2 separate regions of the Homo sapiens genome follow, and region 1 is linked to region 2. Evidence: chromatin contacts called from ENCODE POLR2A ChIA-PET data. All regions are on one chromosome and are shown on one strand. The core of a region is the stretch at or near the end of the contact, and the rest is flanking DNA. Distances in the headings are between cores, read along the strand shown. Region 1 has its middle 180 kb from the start of FGF1. Region 2 overlaps UBE2D2 (ubiquitin conjugating enzyme E2 D2).

What was found. ChIA-PET counts read pairs that join two places held with the same protein, here RNA polymerase II (POLR2A).
Region 1: POLR2A ChIA-PET joins it to region 2 with 17 read pairs in IMR-90. The contact joins two enhancer-like sites. POLR2A ChIA-PET finds 5 or more read pairs at or near these places in 2 of 52 experiments (IMR-90 and activated CD4-positive, alpha-beta T cell).

The regions. Positions count from the first base shown.
Region 1 is chr5:142,506,294-142,508,993 of GRCh38, forward strand. No RefSeq gene overlaps it. Among named protein-coding and RNA genes, the nearest start is that of FGF1, 180 kb to the right of the region's middle. Within about 2 kb of position 1,303, at least 5 of the 41 ENCODE cell types and tissues checked have a DNase peak (open chromatin) inside an H3K27ac peak, as active enhancers do.
Region 2 is chr5:139,592,485-139,595,184 of GRCh38, forward strand. The region is part of intron 1 of UBE2D2 (ubiquitin conjugating enzyme E2 D2); the gene reads left to right. Among named protein-coding and RNA genes, the nearest start is that of UBE2D2, 32 kb to the left of the region's middle. Within about 2 kb of position 1,392, at least 6 of the 41 ENCODE cell types and tissues checked have a DNase peak (open chromatin) inside an H3K27ac peak, as active enhancers do.

The DNA of each region.
Region 1 (2,700 bases), core at 53-2,552, 2.9 Mb after region 2:
GCTTCCCTTTTCTTTGGAGATCTTTTCCCCTGTTCATCTGTAGAACTAAAATACATGCAAAACTTGCACAAGGAATTTGTTTCATTCTCCTTTGAAAGCTTCTGGTGGTTGAAAAGATGCAGGGAAGGAGGATGTTGAAGGGTCAAGGATGCTGTTGTGGAAAAGAGAAACAGACCATGAACCTGGGAAAGGACAGCGAAGGAATCCTGAACCATGCAATGCTGGAGGAGAGCAGGAGGAAGGGTCCTGCTCTCTTTCCTACTGGGATGTCACAGAAAGATGAAAATCAACTGGGAAACCTCAGGAAGGAGTTCCCCTTCAGAGAAGGAAATTGCTTCTCAGCTCACAGAGGCACTGATAAAATACATCAGTGTCTATTCAAAACACAGCTGAATTTCTAGTCTGCATTGCCTGAAGCCAGATATTGGGGGCAATAGGTGGTCCAGAATGTAATTCAGAGCCACTATGTTTACTTTTACATGGAATGTGTTAATGTGAAGAAAGGATGAGCAAAATCATCTCATGACCATCCAAAAGCTATTGCTGCTTCTCTCTGCCTGTGGTCCCCTTTGAGTGAATCATAATCGTGGCAGGCTCAGGAGAAACCCCTACCCATGAGGGAGAAGTCCCTGGCCGAGTGGTGCATCTCTCCTGCCAGCAGTTAACTTACAATTCAAATGGTTACACCCTTGGCACAGAGTCAAGCAGACTGCCTTCTTATTCACATTGAGTGAGGATGGCTACGCTCTATATGTCACAATCAAATAACTCAATAAGGATGATGGATGGAACAAATAATTATTGACAAACTTAATACATGTGTTTACGTATTCCTCCCAAAAGAAATAGCCTATGAGAATGATAGGTTCTGCTTGTGATCATTAGCGTATAGTTTAATTTCCTCAAATATATTTATCTTAGAAGTTCTACATTTCATAAAAGAAAACCGAACACATCTTTTTATGAACTGATGTGAGCATTTGGAGTTACAGGAACACTTTTACATATGTGAGCGTTTCTTGCTACGGCCATTTTCAGTGTGAGCTGTGTCTTGTGTATCTTTCACAAAGAACACAGTGCCTGAGGTGAAAATTGTAATGGATGGAGGGAGAGAGAAAGAAGGAAGGGAAGTTTCCATCATTAACAAGAGACAGAAGAGTGTTTTTTAGACTCTAGAGGGCATGTGAATCCCCAACAGAGCTACTTCAGAAAGGTAGATTCTCGAGCCCCACTCCCAAGAAATTTTGATTCAGCGATGGATATTGTCAACAAGTTCCCCCGGTTTTTCCGATACAGGTAGCCCGCAGGCCTCACACTGAAAAATGTTGTCATAGGAACTGTGACTATGACTAATCAGTTTTACCCTGTGGAGCATGAAGGTGGGTGTATTAGTCTCTGTCAATGTTTTCCAGAGTTATAGTCGCCTCTCTCTATAGAGAAGGAGAGTTGTTTACAGAATTATGCAGACTGCTGGTGAGGGGACAAACCGATTCACCATTTCTGCTTTCAGCCGGACTCAGAGTTGTAGTTGCTGAAATGTCAGTATCTATTATTCCTCAGGGACCTGATGACTACAGAGCTGACGACTACAGACCTGACATTTTCCTTTTCTCGAGGTTCTTAGCTTTCTTTCAGATTCAAGCCAACCACGCCACATGACTTTCTTGAGGGAACAAGAAAATCTAGTATATCATAAATATTAACTTTTCAGAAGTCTCCACTGCCAGAGCGTGTTAGGCAGCTTATTCAAGGTGCCGATGTTATTGTGCTATCTGCCCCATGCTCAGCTCTTTTCTGTAATTCATATTTCTTCCAAAGTGGACTCTGCCACTGACTGACTGGATTCCTTTCCAGACGTTTCGATCTCCTTCCTGTCTGACATTTCTTGGCTCTCAACCCCCCACATCAAGTTGTATGTGGCCGCTGTCGTACAGCTAGATTAGATGATGTTTACTTTGTTCTGCAGGAGTGTTTGTCAGGGTTTTATGTAAGATTAAAGAAATCTCCGTAAGTTAAGACACCGTGCGCCGGGCTGCCTTCCATGCACTGGCCTTTGGCAGTCGCAAAAGATCTTTTACCCTGTACCATCTTTGGCTGCTTGACCGAAGCAAATGCCTATTGCTTTTGGCTTTTTTATGTTTGTTGCTGTTAGAGAACTCAGCAGAAACCTCCAGATAAACGCTTTAGTTGTCCAGGTAGGAAACCAAAGTGGACCCTGGGCAGTTTTATTTGGAGACCTCTTCTGCTTTTGTGATTGTGTGTGTGCTGGTGGTACTGGAATACAGGTCTCTGGGTTGGAGAGCTTGTGTTCCGGATGCTGGCAATTTGATGTGAATGTGCTAGGGGAAGTCTGTATAGATTATCTTATTGGAAAGGCCAGATGGCAGCAAGCTCTAGAGTTCTAAGTCCCACTTTGCTCAAAGGTGCCTGAGGAATAGCAGCCTACTGACAGCTTGAAGTATGGTGCACTGGATAATTGGCTTCCTCATTTAGTAATTTGTCTGCTTTCTTTCCTCTTCCTCTGCTTCCTCTCTTCTTGTAAACTGATAGCCTCCTGCCTCTTCAATAGACTGATAAAGAGTCCCTGAGCAGCAGCTAAAGGGAGGGGGTGGCCAGAGCCCCAGGTGGAGAGAGTCATTTGGAAAACTGACACAGAAAATTACCATCCTTCTTTTCTGCTTTTCCTCTGCTTCGGTATCT
Region 2 (2,700 bases), core at 142-2,641:
CCTGTGAATTTGCATTTCTAATAAGCTTCCTTGTGATGGTGATCCTGCTGTGTCAGTATCTCAGTTTTGAGAACTACTGGTTTAACTGTTGTTTCTTTGCAGTTCAGTAATCTTTTTTTTTTTTTTTTTTTTTTGAGAGATGGAGTCTTGCTCTGTTGCCCAGATTGGAGTGCAGTGGCACGACCTCGGCTCACTGCAACCTCTGCCTCCTGGGTTTAAGCGATTCTCCTGCCTCAGCCTCCCGAGTAGCTGGGACTACAGGCACGTGCCACGATGCCCGGCTAATTTTTTGTATTTTTAGTAGAGATGGCGTTTCACTGTGTTAGCCAGGATGGGTCTCGATCTCCTGACCTCGTGATCTACCCACCTTGGCCTCCCAAAGTGCTGGGATTACAGGCATGAGCCACCACGCTTGGCTGCATTTCAGTAATCTTAAAAGAGTTTCAGTAATCTTAAAAGAGGTTCAGCTTAATTTCCCAAATTAACATGATTCTCAGACATTTCTTTTTTCCTTTTTTTTTTTTTTTTTGAGGCAGAGTCTCGCTCTGTTACCCAGGCTGGAGTGCAGTGGTGTGATCTCGGCTCACTGCAACCTCCGCCTCCCGGGTTCAAGTATTTCTCCTCCCTCAGCCTCCTGAGTAGCTGGGACTACAGGCAAGCGCCACCACGCCCAGCTAACTTTTATATTTTTAGTAGAGACAGGGTTTCACCACGTTGGGCAGGCTGGTCTCTATCTCTTGACCTTGTGATCCGTCCACCTCGGCCTCCCAAAGTGCTGGGATTATAGGCATGAGCCACTGCACCTGGCCGATTCTCAGACATTTCTAACTTGTACATTTCTAATATTTTAGATCCAGATTTAAAGAACCATGGTACAGCAGAACACTCAAGTCCTTACCCTTGGGTTAGATACTTTGTATTTTGTTTTCTTATAAAATTGGGAATAGGTCTAAATGATCTCTTATGACCCTGAAATTTTATATATACATACATATTTTAATATATGTTTTAATATGTAAAATATGTAACAATGTATACATTGTTATATATACATTGTTATATATAACACACAAATAGGTATTGATGTATGTAATAAACACATATGTAACATGTAACATTAAAAGATATATTAAAATATGTACTTTTTTTTAGAGATGGGGTCTCACTTTGTTACCTAGGCTGGGGTATAGTGGCACGATCCACTGCAGCCTTGAACTCCTGGGCTCAAGCAATCCTCCTACCTCAGCCTCCCAGGTAGCTAGGACTACAGGCTCTCTCCACCATGCTGGGCTAATTAAAAAAAATTTTTTTTGTGGAGATAGAGTCTTACTGTGTTGACCAGGCTGGTCTGGAGCTCCTGGCCTCAAGCCATCCTCCCACCTTAGCCTCCCAAAGTGTGGAGATTACAGACATGAGCCACCGTGCCTAGCCCTGAAATTACAATGCTATGAATCATAATCTTTGTTTAAATATTTTCATAGTGTGATTTTAACCACCAAAGAGCCTCGATTTGTATAGCAATATTCAGACTACTAAAACTTGACTTTAGAGCCATTTTTCTACAAAGTTAATTATAACCTCTCTCAGTTTCCCATCTTGTTCCTTTCACCTTACACCATAGGGTGAGGACCAACAGGGTAAACAAATCTTTCCCATGCTATTTTTATTTTGTTTCATAATTGTTATGATTGGGGAAGGAGGGTGGTTTAAAAATAGCTTGTAAAGAAGCGTTAATTTTTACCAACTAATAGCTTAAGTTGCCTACTCAAGGATATAGTGAAAGGGAAATCTGCACATCCCTTGAAGGATGCCTTCCCCTCAAGGAATTTAGAGGGTTTCTTTTTGCTATAGTGTTGTGATATATATATATGTCTTAGGCTTTCAAAGTTTCAGTGTTCTACTTTAATTATCTGTTTTTTTTCTTTTTTTCCTTAAAAAATTTTGTTTTTTTGAGACACAGTCTCTATTGCCCAGGCTGGAGTGCAGTGGCATGATCTCTGCTCACTGTGGCCTCTGCCTCACGGGTTCTAGCGATTCTCCTGCCTCAGCCTCCTGGGTAGCTGGAATTAGAGGCACACACCACCACACCCGACTAATTTTTGTATTTTTAGTACAGTCCAGGTTTCACCATGTTGGCCAGGCTGGTCTTGAACTGCTGACCTCAGGTGATCCACCCACCTCGACCTCCCAAAGTGCTGGGATTACAGGTGTGAGCCACCGCACCCGGTCAATAATCTTTTTATAAATTGAGAATGTTCTACTTTAACTGTCAAAGTTCCTTACCCCATCACTTTTTTCTAAACATAATTATATATACATTCCTGCCTCAGTATCCATGAAAGGTTGGTCCCAGGTCCTTCCATGGATACCAAAATCTACAGATGCTCAAGTCCCTGATATAAAATGGCATAGTATTTGCGTATAACCTGTACACATCTTCCTGTATACTTTAAGTCATCTCTAGATTACTTATAAAACCTAATACAGTGTAAGTGCTCTGTAAATAGTTGTTATGCTGTGGTGTTTAGGGAATAATGACCAAAGAAGTCTGCACATGTTCAGTACAGACATCATTTTTTCCCCAGTGTATTTGACCCACAATTGGTGGAACTCATAGACACAGAGGGCTGGCTGTACTTTATTTCCCTATTGTTCTTTCTCATAAAATAGAAAGTTGAAATTAATGTATACGTTTAAAGC